Linked DNA regions of Homo sapiens: region 2 is linked to region 1. The links are chromatin loops, found by intact Hi-C in ENCODE. Cell type or tissue: heart right ventricle. All regions are shown on one strand. Each heading gives the region's core, and the rest is flanking DNA. Links, peaks and the distances in the headings are about the cores only.

Evidence for each region. Hi-C counts contacts between places; a loop is a spot of excess contacts. Peaks named below come from ENCODE experiments on the same cell type or tissue, not always from the same donor. Only the 100,000 strongest peaks of a DNase experiment are listed, where the experiment ranks them.
Region 2: a loop joins it to region 1, with 5 times the contacts of the local background. A loop is called at or near these places in 13 of 110 quality-filtered maps.

What each region holds. Positions count from the first base shown.
Region 1 is chr1:64,671,461-64,681,592 of GRCh38, reverse strand. CACHD1 (cache domain containing 1) reads right to left here. Exons shown (of 27, transcript NM_020925.4): 17 at 9,907-10,029; 18 at 8,336-8,435; 19 at 8,129-8,245; 20 at 6,032-6,192; 21 at 5,610-5,696; 22 at 4,582-4,698; 23 at 3,283-3,434; 24 at 1,837-1,998; 25 at 258-335. Among named protein-coding and RNA genes, the nearest start is that of RAVER2, 69 kb to the left of the region's middle. In heart right ventricle, for the core only: CTCF peaks have their summits at 5,437 and 5,644 (motif pointing right); no DNase peak of the experiment used is centred there.
Region 2 is chr1:64,374,093-64,384,224 of GRCh38, reverse strand. LOC105378774 (a long non-coding RNA gene) reads right to left here. Exons shown (of 3, transcript XR_947460.4): 2 at 1,464-1,562; 3 at 654-905. Among named protein-coding and RNA genes, the nearest start is that of CACHD1, 91 kb to the left of the region's middle. In heart right ventricle, for the core only: a CTCF peak has its summit at 5,289 (motif pointing left); no DNase peak of the experiment used is centred there.

The DNA.
Region 1 (10,132 bases), core at 1,401-9,400:
AGCTGTTTTAGGCCAACACACTTAATGCAAAAAAAAAAAAAAAAAAAAAAACACAATAAAATCTTTTGAGATTCTCTAAAACAAAGACCTACACGTACTCCTAACAAAAAAGGATGGAAAAAAACAACTAAAAAAACCCAGCCACCGTGTCAAAGCTTCTTAAATTTTAATACAAGCCAAAAGGATATAAGAAAGAATATTTATTCTGGATTAGCCTCCTGCTGACACATTCTGCAGCAAGGCAGCTGAATACTCACTGATGCCTCTGTCTTCGTGGCTGTCGTCGTCCCTTTCATCTCTGTCATTCTCCAGGTTGGACATACGCACTGACATTTCTACCCATCATTAAAAAGAGAGAAACATGACTATTTAATCAAACAAAATCACCCGCTTTAATACCCTGCTGAGCACTTGTTTGATGGCTGGGTGACAGCATTCCATCAAGAATGAATCCCATCTTAGAAGGGAATGAACTGATGCCCCATGTTTTTTTAAAGGAGGAGGGAGCAGGAATCCAAACAAGAAGAACAAGTAATCAAGAGACATCTGAAATTCATTTCTGAGAAAGGAGGAGAAAAGAAGTTGATTGAGGCCAACAAATCTTTAATCCTCTACTAAAGTACTGAAACAGAAGGAAAGGGATTGAAAAATGACTGACTGTGTTGGTGAAATGGTGCAACAAAAGCCTCCAAAAGGCCAGGCATAAGCTAACACTGGATGACGGTCATCCTCAGTCTAGCTGAATCTCACCAAGGGAAGCACATGGTGATTATCCCTGTTACTAAATCAGGTAACATTACTCCATGATTCCCCTTCAGGCTTGTGGCCATAGTGAAATGCTTTAACATCAACCTGTCATTACAGCTGTTAGAGTGAGCTAAGTGGCCAGGAAGATGAGTTAACTTCACCTCCAAAAAGGTCAGGTCAACACATCCCCGGGGACTGGGGTTTTAGGAAGGATGGAGATGGCCATTAAACAGTTTTGTTCCCTGCAAACAGAGTACAGATACTGCACTTAAACAGAGTATAGATACTGCACGTGGTATTGAGGCCATGATTATAGGTGAATCATTTTGTACTTGGCTTCGATGACTTTTTTTTTTTTCAGATGGAGTCTCACTCTTTCGCCCAGAATGGAATGCAATGGCGCGATCTTGGCTCACTGTAGCTTCCATCTCCTGGGTTCAAGCGATTCTCCTGCCTCAGCCTCCCAAGTAGCTCAGACCACGGGTAGGTGCCACCGCACCGGCTAGTTTTTGTATTTTTAGTAGAGGCGGGGTTTCACCATGTTGGCCAGGCTGGTCTTGAACTCCTGACCTCAAATGATCCACCCACCTCGGCCTCCCAAAGTGCTGGGATTACAGGCATGAGCCACCGCGATTGGCCGACTTATCCTGTTTTAAGAGATGTGATTATTCAAATGTGTGTTTATTCACACTACATAATGGCAGCTGCAATCGAACAGATTATATTCTTGCCATTAGTGATCTGGGGTATCTTTGATTTGCCTGTCTTTTTGGAATTGCAAGGGCAGCACATCTAACAAACAAAATTTCCCACTCAGCATCCCAGCTCCCCTGACTGGCTTATTGCAGAGGCAGGCCACTGGGGGCTAATGCTGGTAAGGAGAGGATCCAGGGATTTTTCCGGGGATCAAAATAGAGCTTGTAGGGTTTAGGCACTGAAGAAGAAAGCAGGCTTTGGGAACTTCCAAAATGACTCCACAGAAGCTGAAAGTATAGCACTGTTCTGACAGTTCCTTAGAGGCTTACACAACCCGCCACTGTCCTTCTAGCCTGGCTGCTGCCTCCCCTGTGGGGTTCATTTTGAGCTCACCTTGGGCAGCAAGAGGAGACATATGCTGATGGCTCCGGCGATGAATCTGGTGGCGGTAGGCATACACCGCCAGGACCAAGACCATGATGCATCCCATGATCCCTCCAGCCACAGGACCCACAGGGGCGCTTTTAATCATGTTTAATGTGATCACCTCATCACCTTCAGTGAAAGAGCAAGAAGATGTTTCTTGTTAAGATTTCCCAAGTGGGGAAGAAAGTAAGGATGGTGAGATGGGAGGGAATACAGTGGGAAGGGGGTTGGCGGAAGATAAACAGATGCTTAGTTAGGCTTTGAGTTCCTCAAACATGACGCATGGGAACGTGGGAGCGGAGGCTACATTTAATTCCTGGTTCTCCAGTGTTGGTTGCTAGGCAGAGCAGGAGCACAAATGGCAAGGACTGCTGGGAAGAGTGAGCAGACCAGAAGAATTGCTTACACAGGCAGCATCCAACACCAACAGAGTCCTAGCTCCCTGGGGTATGAGTTACTCTTGGAAGAGAGGAAAAGTCACCTAGTACAGAGTAACCACTGAAATAAAAGGCACCAGGTCCAATAAATATGCGCTAACCGGATCAAGTTTCGAAGCTTATGGGTTTCCTTTAAAAGGCCATTTGTGCTTTCCAGATAGGAAACTGCAGGTGAGCATAGAAAGTGATTTCTCAGAGCCAAGTCACTTTCACATATGTACCCTCACCTAGTTCAGCAGTAACATACAAGCTCAAAATCCTTCCCCACATATGAGCTTTTCTTCTAGACAGGCTGATGTAAGTGATGTTAAAAATCAAGGTATTAACTAAGGATTTAAATATTTGACTCTACTGCCATCTAAGAATTAGGCCTTGGTGCTAATTCTGGAAAGACTGAAAAAAAAAATCTCAGGTAAGCAATCTAATCTTGGCAGTATTTTTGAGGTCTTGGAGACTGATCCCAGGGGCTGTCCACCCTGTGGTGTCCTTGTGCTTCATCCTAAGCTGTCCCAGATGCACTGGGTAGCTCTGGCTTCTGTTGACTCCAAGGCCCCAAATACTGATTTGTAGCTATAAGACTTCTACCTTGCAAAAGTTGTGAGTGAAGGTTTTAGCAGGCACTAGACATACAGTGGTCACTCCGTACACGGCCCTGTGCTTCTGACAGCTGGCGTGCATATCCAAACAGACTCCAGAGTTTGGCCATGCAGAAACCAGTCCTTATATTTATCAGAACAAGCTTTATGGGAATGAATTCCAGGCTTGTAAAATTTGGCAGCACAGATGGCCACTCACTCTCTCTGCATAGAATATTTAGCCAGTTCTGAAGGTAATTATCTGCCTTGGTTTTGTAACTAAAGACTACCAGCAAAGGAATCAGGGAAGTTGGGAAGAGGATTATTTTAAGATGTCCTAGCATATAGGCAGGAAATTGTATATTCAAGAATCAAATTGTTGGGGCATCTAACAAACATACCTATTGCTCCCATGTCATCAACGTAGGGACTTTTGGCTCCCACAATCCCCCCGAAGCATTCTTTCTGGGGGGCACAGTAGGGTTTGTCCAGGTGAGTCTTTCCATCACTGTCCACCATGCACCATTCACAATCCAGCACCCCAAAACAGTCCCTGCCAGAAAAACAATACTTAGTCTTCTATAAAGCAGTGTGGGGCAGGGGACAGCACTTAAGTGTGGGCATCAGACAGTTCTCAGGATCTCCATTACTTACTAGTGCTGTGAATTTCTTGAGCTTTAGTTTCCTTTCCTTATAAAATGAGAATAGCAATAGACTGCCAGGGAAATAACTGTTTTATGCCTCTTAACAACTTGGAAAGGAGAGAAATAAAACTGCTCTCTGTGAATTAAATAATGACATCCACACATCATGGGGCTATTCAAAATCATCTTACAAGACCAAACAGAAATGACCCCAATGTTTGTTAGACTCTGGCTTAACATCCCCCAAGTGTGGGGTCATTTAAAAAAATAAAAAAAAAAGTCCAATAAGTTTGGAAATACTTGGCCAGTCACCACAGGTTTCCTCACTGCCAATTTCTCAGAGCCTTTAGTGTATTACATGCATTGTGACTGTCTCAAGAGAATATATGCAGTGTCAGCATTTCCCAAACTTAATTGACTTGGGGCTACTGTATAACATCCCAAATTAATCAGTTTGATGCCACAATTCCTTTGCTAAAATACACACGCAAAGCAGAGTAAGCTATCCCTCTAAACACTGTTTAATAAAATGGCAAGCTACAGCTACAATAAGCTAAAAACCAACTCCCCTTTACTTAGTCTACCACAGCCACTATTTCCATAATGTCTAGTCCCAAACTCCTAATCCCACCTGAGGAGTGGGGAGAGAGCGGGGAACATGTAGTTTTTAGTTCTCAAAACTATCATGAAGCAGATGTGTTTCCTAAGAAAGGAAAATAAATGAGCTTCAAAATATCACACCTAGAGCCTTGACCACTGGGTTCTGCTTCTGGACCTCAGGGGTTCCTCCTCCCTTGCCCTGCTGCTTCATGCCATGGCCCCTCACAAGTCTTTTATTTCAAGAAAAACTCCCATTCACAGATGAGGCTACTAACATATGGTACACACGCTAAATACGGGTAATAAGTGGGAACGAGACAACATTTAATCTGGTGGGTAAAGGCTTATGGAAATCAGTTTCAGATCTGAAAAACTGACATACCTTTTTAAAACACGAAGAGTAGGAATAATAAATATTAGCTGGAAAACCTCAATTCTTTACTAGATTCTGCTTACCCACTTTCCAGCCTCTGACTGCACCTGCTGTTGACACACTGGTGAAGAGCATCTTGCAGGCCAGGGTCAATAGCTGTGTATGTCACCGGCTCCTGGTGGACCTCGCAGCTGGGGTTTCTGTGCAGGAGGTAAGTCTGGAGGTTAAGACGACCACCGCCCACATTCCAAACTCATGCTCCTGGTCCTTAACAGCAGTCAGACAGATTTGGGTTTGAATCCTGGCTTTGCCACTTAGTGTGTAACCTTGTATCAATCACTTAACAACTCTGAGCTTCAATTTACTTATCTTTATATACAGTAGAAGTAATACAAATAACCTAGGCAACATGATGAAACCTCATCTCTACGAAAAGTACTACTACAGCAACAAAATTTAGACAGGCTTGGGAATCACATGCCTGCAGTCCCAGCTACGAGGGAGGTAGAAAGGTGGGAGGATTGCTTGAGCTTTGGAGGTAGAGGTTGCAGTGAGCCATGATCGCGCCACTGCACTCCATCCTGAGCAACAGAGTGAGACCATGTCTCAACAAACAATTATACACACACAATACAAACACACATGACACTCTTAATTTCTAGAGAAGGGGTTTATTACAATTTATTTTCCTGGTGTTAAAATCTGTCACTGATATAAATAATGCTGTAGAACACATCATACGTGTGTAAAAAACACTTGCATATTTATCACAGGGTTAATTAGAACACTAAGTGACTTAATGTGCATAACGTACTCAACACATGGTAGACACTTAGTAAATGCTTGAAACATTCTCACATTTTTTTGTATGTAGCACATACACTCTTAATACTTTTACAGCAGTTAAATTTAAACCTTGAAACAGGCATCATTTTATGGCACTACGGAGCTTGAATTCTGGCTCACTGAACAGTTAGTTCTATCATTAGAATGAATCATCTTTATACGCCCTAACTCAAAACAAATCTATAAGAGACTCACAGTATTACATATGTATTATTATTATTATTATTATTATTATTATTATTATTATTATTATTAATTATTTTACCGGTTCTCTGCATTGGTGAGGTTGCCAGTGCACTCATTGACCTCTAGAGGGCACTCACAAGGACATTCACATTCATTTTGTTCCATTCTGAAAAGCAAAAAGAAAGTTACTATGCAGAAGGTCAATGGCAAACTGTAAGTTGTACATGTGCTGGGGAAGCAAAATAATGAAGCTCTGAGCTAGTTTAAAAGAATAGTAAAAAAGAAGTTACAGCCAAAGGTTAAATACATAAATGGCCTTAATCCATTGTTCTTTGGACAAGGATGCTGCAAACGGCACAGCTCTAAGTGGCTTTGTAACTGTGACTTTTCTTCAGGACACACACCAGCACTTTCTGTTTATTTTGCACTTCAAAATGCCTGACATCAGTTGAAATATTAAACAGTGTGGTGAACACAGAATATGACCCATTGCATTTTTACCGGTGACAGTTGAGACAGAGTCGGTCCACCATGCTGCAGGCACAGAAGGCAAGAGAGTCGCAGGTTTCGTTGACAATGCCAACAAACGCGTTGGTTCCTGGGATCCTTGCTAATCTGTATTTGGAACAGTGGCTGCCATGCACAAGGTTCGTCAAATCCCCCTACAGAACAATCAAGGTATCAGAAATGACAGACAGCAATGCAAAGACTCAGCCCTACCTTGGTGAAAACAACTCTTCAACTACCTACGAAAAATAGCTTAAAATAAAATGTTTCTGATTACAAAAGTCACTGTTAAAAAATATATAGTCACTGTTAAAAATTTAGAAAATAAAAATTATTCATAATCAGAGATATCTCCCATTGAACAGCTGTGTATATATTATGAATTCTTTTATCTGTGCTTATACAAATGTAACTTTTATAACTGTTATTAAAATCTGTTTTTTCTTAACACATAACAATATACCAGGAAAATGAATACTTCAAGAAGCAATAAAAGACAATTTTCAGGGAAGGAATAGTTTAAAATTTATTCACATGCAAACCTAGTTAACCACAAATTGTGCATTCCCCTTTCTTTGGGTGATGAACCTTTTTCCTTTTATAATAATAAAATTATTTAAAAATCAAACCTAACAGGCAAATTTCTGCTTCTAGAATATTTAAATAATCCAACTAAAACAAGTATCCCTTTTCTTCATTCCATAACAAGAAAATGTGATAGCAAGTTTCTTGAATTGCCAATTTTGTTTATCATATTAGAAAATCAAAGATTCCAAAGTGGTATTGTAGAGTTGCATGTAATCATTTTTCTGCATGTGTGTCAGATACACTAGGCAAATTATTTCACCTCAAGCTTGTTTCATGCCATTCACCCTGTATATATGCTTGGTGAGGATTAGCTTAGTTCTGAGAATCATAGCACTCAATGGGTTTTTAGAGGTCTACATGAATTTCTAACTGTCTGGAAGACACCCACCTCTAGAACATAAGCAGTAACATAGGCTTGGAGTCCTGACAGCCCCAATACCCAGGAATGCTCTAATTCCATTTGGGGATAACTTGGGCCAATAAATTATTCGAATTTGCCTTTTGAGAAGTATCTACCTGAGTATCCTGGCATTGTGTGCTGAAGACTCCAGAAATCATTGCATAAATAATAGAAGATACACAGAATAAGTCAGACTTTCCTATGACAACCTTACTTGGCAGTCTCATTTGTCAATGTCTCCTTTAAAAACAGTGCTTCTCAAAATGGTATGGGGTCTGAACAGGGTAATAATGACTTCCCTTGCTTTGAACACACCATTCTATTAACATATTCATGTTTTAAACTACTCTTTTCCACCAGATAATTGCTTTCTGCAATAGAGTTTTTGAGACTCAGTTTAGGATTTTTAATTTAACCCAGTACATTTTAAAAATTAATTACATACTTAATGACTGACATAAATGCCTATTCTAAATAAAAAACCTACTTCCTGTAAATAGCTTTTTGAATGTTCTTTCATTCCCCATTTTAGCTTTCTCCCAACTAGGATTATTTATAAATTAATGAGAATGTCCTTAAGATCTTTAACCATAACCAGGTAAATTTGCAGCAACTCAAACTATACAGAGTACTCTAAGCTAAAAAAAGACATTATTTTCAGATGATTTACATAAGAGTTCCCATCTCATAGAGCAAATGATCAAGAACTGACCTAACTTGGCCTTGGGAATTTAAGGAGCCCGAGTGATCTCTAGAAGACAGGAAGAGAGGAACACATGGTGCCACATATATTTATACAAGACTGTGGGAACCAACTTCAGCAGATATTTCAAAGGACTTACATTGGGAAAGTCTTTAAACAAATAAAACCAAAACAAAATACCAACTGAGAGACCTTAAAACTTTTACTTTTCTACTCTGAGCTTTATATCTCCCAATTGTCAAACTGGGAACTGGAACTAAGCTCCTGTCTCCTCCTATCATTCTATAGTTCTAAGGCGATGAAACAGGTAGGAATAATATTCAGACACTAGCCATGATTCCAATTCATGTTCCATAATGGGATGGAAAAATGAGAGTGTTAAGGAATCAGATCAACTTACCGCAAGGCTGGTGTTGAATTTATAAAACCTCTGGACCGTTCTGTCACTGAAGCTGTTGCACAGGTTTTTCTTTACAAAGTTGGGGTGGTTGAGGATATCATTTGCTACCAGGGGCTCCTACCAAGGCCAAAGAGAACAGAAGACATATGCCATGTAGTGAGCTGCAGGAGGTTGGAGAACTGAGCAGCTCAGCTTTGTGACAAATACCTTGTGGGTGATGTGCTGCTGCTCCACAGGTGCATGTCCTTTGGGGTCGATGAGAGTCGGGTGCGCCACCAGATAACCCCTGTCCTCCATTATGAAGCACCTGTACCAAAACAAGTTATGCCCCTCATTCATATCAGCTGTTTTTTTTTTTTTCAAACGTATTCAGAGAGCATTTATCTTGCTAGCCCTGAAACAAACTGCATTTATCCCAGGTTCTCAATAAATACTCATTGGAAAAATGAAGGGAAGCTGGCAGGCAGGTAGACAGGTACATGATTTTTGAGGTTGCGGGTCACCTAGAGTAGAGGTTAAGGTAAGAGTTACACCTGACTCTGTGGTCACCTACATAGTGTATACAGAATGCGCTCACCCAGTCCGAGTAAGATGGACTCAGACCTTTTGCAAAGATGTATGAATGGGAAGTTTGTTCTTTTTTTCCAGGCAAGCAGATCCTAAAGGAAGTAGACTTGAGTATTTCTACTGACAGATTTGAAGTAAAGCATATAATTTCTTCTTTCAATGATAAATATACACAAAATAACAACACGCAGGGGATGTATAAAAATATACAGTAGTCCTTCTCCCTTATCTGTGGAAGATATGTTCCAAGACCCCCAATGGATGCCTGAAAGTGATGATAGTACTGAACCTTACATATACAGGTTTTTCCCTATATATATCTACCTGTGATAGTTTAATTTATAAATTAGGCCCAGTAAGAGATTAACAACATTAACTAATAATAAAATAGAACAATTATAACAGTAATAAAAGTTATGTGAATGTGGTCTTTCTGTCTCTATAAAAATATCTTATTGTATTATGCTATGGGTAACTGAACCCTCACAAAGCGAGACCAAAGATAAGAGGGGGACTACTATATTTGATCTATATTTGATAGAAACAATAAATGAAGCTAGAACTGCTTTAATCAAGACTATATTTTGCTTTATTTTACTTTACATTAGTGATATCAGTTTGCCAGGAATTCTGCATTTCCCCATAAGGGCCAATGACACGAAGCATGAACCATGAGGTGGAACTAAGAAAGCTATTTTTAAAAGCAGCCTGCATTAAATCAAGGGTATGCCCTTGCTTTGATCAGACAAGTTCTTTTGAAATTCAGGAGGCAGAGACTTTTGGTTCCATGGTCTCTTTCTGGGGAAATGTAAAAGGAACAGTCTAAGCAGCTGAAAATGTCACAAAGACTTTGGTTTAATGACAAAGTTAACATCAAAAGTCCTACCCAAGAGTCCTCTCTGGTCTTTCTAGTACCAAAGATATGGGAAGCCTCTAATTACTGACTTCCAGGGAAACAAGAGCTTTTGGTGCATTCCATGCTACAGTTATTTTTCTTGTTGTGTGCTGAGTCTGTCTAAATCATAAACAGTATGCATCTCAGAAAAACGAAAGAAGAGAAAAAGAACAAAAACCTTCTTAATAGGACACCCAGGCCATAAATTAGATTTCTATTCCTGACCATAACTATGCGGTTCCCATTCAACTAGAGATACCTGACATCTATTTTTAAACTGCAGCTAGAAAGGAAATAGCATCCCCAAAGCACTTACCTTATTTTGTTGCCACCATCTTGGTTACAGACAGGTAATAGGTCCATCAGAACTTTGTAGAAGTATCTGAGTGTGAAGTCAATGCCCATCACAGCCACAGTGTGCCCAGAAGACAGCTGTGTACTTTAAGTGAAAAAGATCAATGAGAACAATAGGCATGGCTTATTTAAGGATAAAAGCTATGTTCAGTCACAGGGACATTGTTTGGTATTAGAAATACCTTCCC
Region 2 (10,132 bases), core at 1,524-9,523, 300 kb after region 1:
GCTTCAAGCTTCTTCTGCAGCTTCCTCACCTCTCTCAGCCTTCATAGAATTGAAGAGAGTTAGGCCCTTGCTCTAGATTAGGCTTTGGCTTAAGGGAATGTTGTGGCTGGTTTGATCTTCTACCCAGACCACTCAAACTTTCTCTATATCAGCAATTATGCTGTTTCTCTTTCTTATCATTCACGTGTTCACTGAAGTAGCACTTTTAATTTCATTCAAGATCTTTTTCTTTGCATTCACAAGTTGGCTGCTAGATGCAAGAGGCCTAGCTTTCAGCCTATCTCAGCTTTTGACACGCCTTTCTCACAAAGCTTAATCATTTCTAGTTTTTGATTTAAAATGAGAGATGAGGCCAGGCATGGTAGTTCATGCCTGTAATCCCAGCATTTTGAGAGGCTGAAGCAGGTGGATCACTCGAGGTTCGGAGTTTGAGATCAGCCTGGCCAATGTGGTGAAATCCTCTCTACTAAAAATACAAAAATTAGCCTGGCATGGTGGCGGGTGCCAGATACTCAGGAGGCTGAGGCAGGAGAATCGCTTGAACTGGGGAGGCGGAGGTTGCAGTGAGCCAAGGTCGTGCCACTGCACTCCAGCTTGGGTGACAGAGCGAGACTCTTTGTCTCAAAAAATAAATAAATAAATAAATAATAAAATGAGGGATGTGTGGCTCTTTCACTTGAATGCTTAGAGGCCATTGTAGGTTATTAATTGGCCTAATTTCAATATTTTTGTATCTTAGGTAATAGGGAGGCCTGAGGAAAGGAAGAAAGAGGGGGAAGTCGGTCGGTGGATCAGTCAGAACCCATCCAGCATTGATCAGTTAAGTTCACCATCTTATATAGGTGTGGTCTATGCTGCCCAAAACAATTACCACAGAAACATCGGAGATCGTTGATCACAGATCACTGTAACAGATATAATAATAATGAACAAGTTTGAAATATCGTGAGAATTGCCAAAATATGACAGAGACATGAATTGAGTATATGTTGTTGGAAAAATGGTGCCAATAGACCCGCTCAGCGCAGCGTTGCCACAAACCTTTAATTTGTAAAGAAATGCAGTATCTGTGAATTGCAATATAATGAAGCGCAATAAAGCGGAGCACAATTAATATGGTGTGCCTGTGGGTCCTCACTTCATTTCACCTTCTCATCTGGGTTCAGAGCCCTCTTCTTTCACTGCACATATCATTGCTGTGTTATAGATGAAGAGGGCTGCATCCCACTCTGGATTTCAACTCCCCGAGGATCGAGATTGAGTTGCTTATGGCCCTCTTGCCAGAGATTAGCATCCTGTCTAGTAATTATGGATGTTCAGTTATGATATAGAGTGAATAGAATAATTAGGGAGTAACTGGAAGGAATCAAGTTTTAAATATAAGATTTCTGTTATAATGGCAATAGGGGAGATAATTTGCCAAAAAGGCTGGTGGAGTGGGAGTGGATGGCAAGGGATGGTACCTGTCTGGTGTCCTTCAATTCAATCTGGAATTCCCTCCGCTTCTTACATGAAGACCAGTCCCAGGCATGCTGTTCTGATCCAAGAGTTAAAAGTACATCCTATGAAGATTTGAAAGATAAATGATTCCGGCATGGATGCCCCTTGTCTATTTTTCTTGTCACTTCTATGAAAATGTCAAGTTACCTGGGAATCAACTCCTCTGGGCCCCCTATAACACCTAATGATTTTGAATGGAATCTTGTAGAATATTTATGTCTTAAAAAAATAGAGCGAACGAGCCTAGGCAACATGGCAAAACCCTGTCTCTACAAAAAAAACAAAAATTAGCTGGGCATGGTGGTGCACACTTGTAGTCCTAGCCACTCAGGAGGCTGAGGTGAGAGGATCGCTTGAGTCCAGGAATTTGAGGTTGCAGTGAGCCATGATCACACCACTGCACTCCAGTCTGGACAACAGAGCCATATCCTTTCTCAATAATAATAATAATAATAATACATAAAATAGAATAAATGTATTGCAATGATCTCAGCCTCATTAATAACATGTTCTAACCTAGTAGTTCCCAAACAGCTATATTAGAATCATCTAGGGAGTTTAAAAAGGAAAAAAACCAAAACAGATTCCTGGTTCCAACCCTGGCTTTATGAAGTCAAACTTTCTATATGGTATCAAGGAATCTATGTTTTAAATCATTAGGTGTTTCCAAAGAATACTTTGATTTAGAAACTACTTCTTTGATCAAATTAATTTCTTAAACAAATAAAGGGCCACTTATTTGGTTTGTGAATGTCTCCAATGAACATCTGTACTATTTTTAGAGACAATAAAAGTCACAGAAGACAGGTAGAGTTAGTAACTAATTAGTAACTACAGTTCTTTTAAATGATAATTTTTTCTCTTATGTGGGCAATTACCAAATAAAATTCATTACTATTTAGCTATATCTCCATTTAGCCTGTATAATAATAATGATCTATTAGTTTGTCTTTCAATAGTGCTTATTAGTGGGTTCGATATATATAGGTCAGTGTGTCGAACAAATTACCCTCAGAAGCAATTATCAGTTCTTTATGTTCTTGCTTAAGGAATTGTTGGATATGACTGGTGTGATTGAGGGATGTGAAATAGAGGTGATGAAGGAGCTTCTTCAAGATTCCAGGAAATTCAGAAAGGAAGAGAATACGGACTGTTTTGAAGTTGATTCTAACAAACCATTTGCCTGCAGTTGAAAGGTTTTGCTATATTTTTTTGAGTAAATAACTGTGATTTGGAAAGGGACACAGTAAAAAAGATTTTAAAATCTCCACCTTCAATGAGTTTTCTGTTTCTTCTGGGAGATAAGTTATGCAGCCATAATTTAAGGTAAAACACAATGTGCTATAGCAGAAGTAAAACCAAAAGTGTTCTAAAAAGGTGAAATTAGCTTAGAACTATGCTAAAAAGACTAATGACGTGCTATCAGAGAGCAAAACACATTATGAAATTACAGTAAATAAGTGTTTGTGGTATCTGTACAAAAATTAGACAGATAGGACAGGAAGAGTCCATAAAGACTGTATTCTATACAATCATTTAAGAATAAAAGAGATAAATCAGTGGTGAAAGAACAGTTTATTCAACAAATAGTTATTAAAACATTGCAAAGCAGATTTAGATCAGAATGAATTAGATTTTTCTGTCGTATCATCACTAAGATCTAATTATTAAAAGTGATAATACTCAATATTAGCAAGAGTATAGTGAGATAAATACTCTCTTATACAGCTACTGGGGATACAAATTAGACTAATCTCTCTGGAAAGCATTTTGTAATATGAATTAATACATTTTAAAATATTCACAATCTTTTAATAGTTCCACTTATATGCATACACATACACATATGTATGTATATCTATGTACATGTATGTGTTCACAGATATACATATATACACACATATCCCTAAGATTGTGAAATTTCAGTTAAATTCATTTATAAAATGGTCACTATAGTGTTATTTATGATGGTAATAAAATTAGAAAATTCATAGTTGATTAGGACAATTATTAAGTAAATTGTATTACTTCAACACAGTGGAATAGGTCTGTTAAAAGTTATCTGTTGGCAGTTTTTTATTGATATGTTCGATAAAAAAGGTAGGATACTATCACCTCAGTATTCAAAACATAGAAAACCAACCAGCTGGAAATATATATTCCAAAATGTTCATCTTGCTGTTTTGGAATTATGGGATTATGGGTGTGCCCCTCCTCTTTCCAAATTTTCTGCAATCTACATTTTAGAGTAGTTTCTTGACATTCACAGGTGATGTATCTGAAACAGTTGCTAATCCTCAAATGTGAATACTTTCACTTTCTCAGACTTTAGTTCTGTCTATTGCAGCACTGTCTCTTTATCATCAGCACTGTCAGTTGGATTTCTTCTCACACAGAATATTTTTGTTACATCCTTAAAGCTACTATATACTTGGTAATGAGAAGAGAACAACAGAGCCACATTGAGCTCAGATTCTGGTCTTGCGGTCAGCTAGCAGTAATAGCAGTAGAGAGCAAATACTTCCCTTTCTAAATGTCCCCTTCCACGACATTCAATTAATAACAATAACAATAAAAAGAATTATTTGATATGGACAATTGACATTCTCTGATTCTAATATAAAGAATGAATACATGTATCTTAAGAAAATGTTGCTATTTTTCTTGATCAAAGTTAACGTAATGTTGGCCAAGCAAGCCCTAAAAGCCAGATTGTATCCTCTAAGTCCCTCCTATAGAGAAATGTAGGAGGCACCGCTCTGCCAGCCTCACTCATCAATAAGCCATTCTGGTTTTGCACCATCTGCAAAGAATTCATGATCAAATTCACATCAAAGCAAAATTACCAACTACCAGGTCATAGAACTTAGGTCTTTTTCTTGAGTAATTAAACTGAGGAACAGTAAGTTTATTATGCCAAAGTCTATGTTAAAATTCAAAGGTAAGGGAGAGCAATGGAAAGAGAAAAAAGAAATTAATTTGATGTGGGATGGTGCAAGTACGATTTTCATTAAGTATTCACAGGTGCAAATGTAATTTTATTTCTCTACGACTAAAAGTAACTATATCCTCAGTCTTCCCCAGCCCCAGCCCCACAAATTCTTAATCTGAAAACAAAACTTTCAAAATTATTAACAGAAGGTGGATTGATAATACAAAGACTCTATCATGGCAATATTCTTTCTTCCTGTGGTAAATCTGAAAGGTTAGTTTTGTTTGATCCAAGTTGTTCCTGATTTTTTTTTAAAAGTGGCATATGACTTAGGTGAAAGGGGAGCAAGTACAGTATGACTGGAGCATATAATATGTGGGTCAGTGTAAGAGGTAGTGTTTGATTTTAGTGGTAAGAAGGAGGTAAGACTAGAAAGGTAGGTTGGAGTTAATCAGGATCCAAGTAAAAAAAAAAAACCGAAATATTTCTAGATATTTTAAACAGAAGGAATTTAATACAAGGAATTGGTTACATGGGTAAGGGAATGAGAGAGAGAGATTTATAATAAAAAGGGGGTGGAGTGGTTAGTAAACAACAGTTTAGTAACTGCATGAAGCGACTACAGTTCTTAGGCCTGGGAGACAAAAGGATGAATCTGGTGTTACCGGAGTCCAAATGTGCAGAGAAAGGCTGTTTGGCTATGCTAGAACTCATGGCTGTTGCCGCTACTATGGAGATAATGTGGGTTGCGGAAGGATACAGCCACTTGCGGAGGAGTTCTAGAAGCGGATAAGAAGGAGGAAGAATGGATTCTCCATCTTTTTATTTTCTACGTCCTGCCAGTGTCCTCTACTGGCAAAAAATAACAACAACAACAACAACAGCCAGTTGTCAAGGAATTCTGGGAAAAGTAGTATGTAGACCCTCAGGTTTAGAATTACAGAGCAGAATAAAGAAAAGTTGATATGGGCTAAAATACTATAGGTCTAAACTGAGAAATGTCAGTAAGGAATTTGGACTTTTAGAGAAGTTGTAAGGACTTGTAATAAGTTTAATTATATGAATAAAGTCTCAGGAAAGAAGTGGGCTAGATTTCTCAGTTTCACATCAAGGTACCCAATCCCATCCCACCCAGCCCACCAAGCTACTATGGGATTTCCTTTCTCTCTACGCATGTGTATTAGAGTACATGCTTTTTCCTATCCACTCCTTTAACTTCTCCCAGGGCCAGAGAAGAAATTTAAGGACTAGGAATAAGACATTTTATAATGGTACCATTCATTGTTAGTGAATGTGGAGAATGTTTGTAATGGAACCCAGAACAGGAAGAGAGGAAAATGCATCATTTTTAGCATAATAATGGCCAGAGTTAATATTTCACAAGAAATAAAATCATACAAAATCAACATACAAAAATCAGCATTTCTATATGCCAGCAGTGAACAATCTGAAAAAGAAATGAAAAAAGTAATTCCATTTACAATAGCCACAAAAAATTAAATACTTAGCAATCAACTTAACCAAATAAGTGAAAGATCTCTCTGTAATGAAAACTATAAAACACAAATGAAAGAAATTGAAGAGGACACCAAAAACTGGAAAGATATTCCATGTTCATGGACTGGAAAATTCAATATTGCTAAAATGTCCATACTACCCAATCTACAGATTCAATGTAAACCAATGACATTCTTCACAGAAATAGAAAAAAACCTATAATTTATATAAAACCACAAAAGACCTAGAATAACCAAAGCTATCCTAAGAACAAAGAACAAATCTGCAGTACCTAACTTCAAGTTATACTACAGAGCTATAGGAAACAAAACAGCATGGTACTGGCGTAAAAACAGACACATAGACCAATGGAAGAGAATAGAGAACCCAGAAACAAATCCACACACCTACAGTGAACTCATTTTCAACATAGGTGCCAAAAACATGCACTGGGGAAAAGATAGTCTCTTCAATAAATGGTGCTGGGAAAACTGGATATTCATATGCAGAAGAATGAAACTAGATCCTTATCTTTTGACCTATAGAAACGTCAAATTAAAATGGATTAAACACTTAAATCTAAGATCTGAAACTATGAAACTATGACAAGAAAACCTCAGGGAAAATGTCCAAGACATTGGGTCTGGGCAAAGATTTCTTGAGCAATACCCCACAACCACAGGCAACCAAAGCAAACATGGACAAATGAGATGACATCAAGTTAAAAAGCTTCTGCATGGCAAAGGAAACAATCAACAAAGTCAAGAGACAACCCACAAAATGGGAGAAAATATTTGCAAACGACCCATCTGACAAGGGATTAATAACCAGAATATATAAAGAGCTCAAAGAACTCTATAGGAAAAAAATCTAAGCATCCAATTAAAAAATAGGCAAAATATTTGAATAGACATTTCTCAAAAGAAGACACATAAATGGCAAACAGGCATATGAAAAGGTGCTCACCATCACTGATCATCAGAGAGATGCAAAACAAAACAACAATGAGATATCTCACCCCAGTTTAAAAGGCTTACATACAAAAGACAGGCAATAACATGCTGGCGAGGACGTGGAGAAAAGGGAAGCTTTCCACCATTGGTGGAAGTGTAAATTAATTCAACCACTATGGAGAACAGTTTGGAAGTTCCTTAAAAAAACGAAAAATAGAGCTACCACATGATCCAGCAATCTCACTGCTGAGTATATACCCAAAAGAAAGGAAATCAATATATGGAAGAGATATCTGTTTGCAGAGACACTCTTTGCAGCAGCACTGTTCACAATAGCCAATATTTGGAAGCAACCTAAGTGTCCATCAACAGATGAATGAATAAAGAAAATGTGATACATATATACAAGGGAGTACTGTTAATCTGTAAAAAAGAATGATATCCTGTCATCTGTAACAACGTGGACCAAATTGGAGATCATTATGTTAAGTGAAATAAGCCAGGCACAGAAACACAAACATTGCATGTTCTCACTTCTTTGTGGGATCTAAAAATCAAAACAACTGAATTCATGGACATAGAGAGTAGAAGGATGATTACCAGAGGCTGGGAAGGGTAGTGAGGGGCTGGCGGTGGGGGGAAGTGGGGATGGTTAATGGGTACAAAAAAATAGAATGAATAAGACCTCCTATTTGACAGCACAACAGGGTGACTATAGTCAATAATAACTTAACCAGCACATTTTAAAATAATGAGAAGAGTGTAATTGGGTGGTTTGTAAAAAGGATAAATGTTTGAGGGGATGGATACCCCATTCTCCATTATGCAATTATGACATATTGCATGCCTGTATCAAAACATCTCATATACCCCATAAATAAATACACCTACTATTTACCCACAAAAATTAAAAATTAAAAAAAAAGAAGTAGGTTTACCTTTTTTTTTTTTTTTTTGAGACAGAGCCTCACTCTGTCACCCAGGCTGGAGTGCAGTGGTATGATTACAGCCTTTAAAACCTGGTTCCAAATGCTCCTCCAGCCCAGCCTACTGAGTAGCTGGAAGCACAGATGTGCACCACCTCACCTGGCTAAGTTAAATAATTTTTTTTTTTTGTAAAGATGGGGTCTTGTTTTGTTGCCCAGGCTGGTTTCAAACTCCTGGCTTCAAGCAGTCCTCCCTCTTTGGCCTCCAAAAGTGCTGGGATTACAGGTGTGAGACACTGCACCTGCCCCCACATCCTTGATGTTAGTAATATGAATTTCTCATGTTGGTTAGATGGCATCATCTTCACAAAATAGAGGAATATTTGTAGTTGCACATTGTGTTGGTTTTAGCTATTTTGGGAGAAAAACAGTTCCAGCTTAGTGAAAGTCCCACTGTTTTGCCATTATTCCTATGGATCACACTTGGAACATACTTGTTAACTTTGCCTGGAATTTTGTTACCAAAGTTCTGGGATTAGTTGAATCTCTTTTCCTTTGTCCCTGAAAGAGCAGGAAGTTATTACAACACATAATCTTCTTGGCCCTTCTTCTGGTCTTCACCTATACTTTTATATGTTGGTTGTCATAGAAATGTGCTGTCTTCCACAAATTGGTTATCTTAGACTTATCTGGAAGGTCACAATTCTGTAACGGAACAAAGACTCTGGGCCTAAATATGAAAGTAGAAAGTAGACATAATTGTATCCTCTCTATCCTGGGTCTCATTACAAAATTTCTTCAAATCACTTTACTGTAAATAGCACTGGGTGCAAAATGCTTCTCTCTTAGCACCAGGTTCCTCTTCCCACTAAAGGAAGAGAGAGGGTTTCAAGTCATCTTACCACTTATTTTTGCTCTTGTTGCCCAGGCTGGAGTGCAATGGCCCGATCTTAACTCATTGCAACCTCTGCCTCCCGGGTTGAAGCAATTCTCCTACCTCAGCCTCCTGAGTAGCTGGGATTACAGGCATGCACCACCATACCCGGCTATTTTTTTGTATTTTTAGTAGAGATAGGGTTTCTCCTTGTTGGTAGGGCTGGTCTCGAACTCCCAACCTCAGGTGATCCACCCGCCTCAGCCTCCCAAAGTGGTGGGATTACAGGTATGAGCCACCATGCCCGGCCCATATATTTTTATATATTAGTAAGATATGGGGGACAGGGAGGCAGGCAAGCAGGCAGCGTTTCATTCTCAAGAGACTGTTGACATACATCTCCCCCTTTGCAACTGCACAAAGAAACAGCAGGGCTATTGGACATGAAGGTTTGGTCAGAGGTGGGGCAGTGGTGGGGATAAGTTAGCTTAGAATAAGGGGAACTCTCTTGCTCCCCTTAGAATATTAGCCTTGAGGGTTGAAATGATCCATTAAGCTGATGGATGAAGATAGTTATTCAAATGAAAAGATCAAGGTCTTCTCTGGGTCTCAAAGCAGCACCTTCTAAGCATAAGACCCCAAACTACAACACTCCTAGAAGAAAACATGGTGGAAAAATTTAATGACATTAAACTTGGCCATGAATTTCTTGGCTATGACGCCAAAAGTACAGGCAACAAAATAAAAAAAAACAGACAAATGAAACTATAGCAAACTTAAGAACTTTTGTGCATCAAAGAACACAAGAGGGTGAAAATGCAATTTATAAGCCTGGTTATGGTGGCTTACACCTGTAATCTCAGCACTTTGGGGGGCCAAGGTAGGAAGATTACGTGAGGCCAGGGGTTTGAGACGAGCCTGGGTAACATAGTGAGATCCTGTTTCTACAAAAAAAAAATTTTAATTAGCTAGTTTTGGTAGTGTGTGCCTGTGGTCTCAGCTACTTGGGAGGCTGAAACAAAAGGATTGCTTGAACCCAGGGGTTCAAGGCTGCCATGAGACATGATCATGCCACTGCACACCAGCCTGAGTGACAGAGAGAGACCCAAACTTGAAAAAAAAAAGTTTACAGAATAAAAGGAAATATTTGTTAATCATAGATTTAATGAGGGTTAATATCCGGAATATGTAAAGAGCTCCTACAATTACAAAAACATCAAATAAGCTGATTTTAAAATGAGCAAAAGTCTGAATAGACATGTCTCCAAAGATGATATACAAATAGCCAATACACATATGAAAAGATGCTCGTCATCACCAATCATCAGAGATCCATTCTGCTTTCAAGTTAAATTGAAAACTGGAGGGGCCAGCTATTTTCCACAAGCTCAAGGTGACCACTGCCATGTGGTTTCAAGTGGTTCTGTACTGGCAAAATAATTAGGAGAAC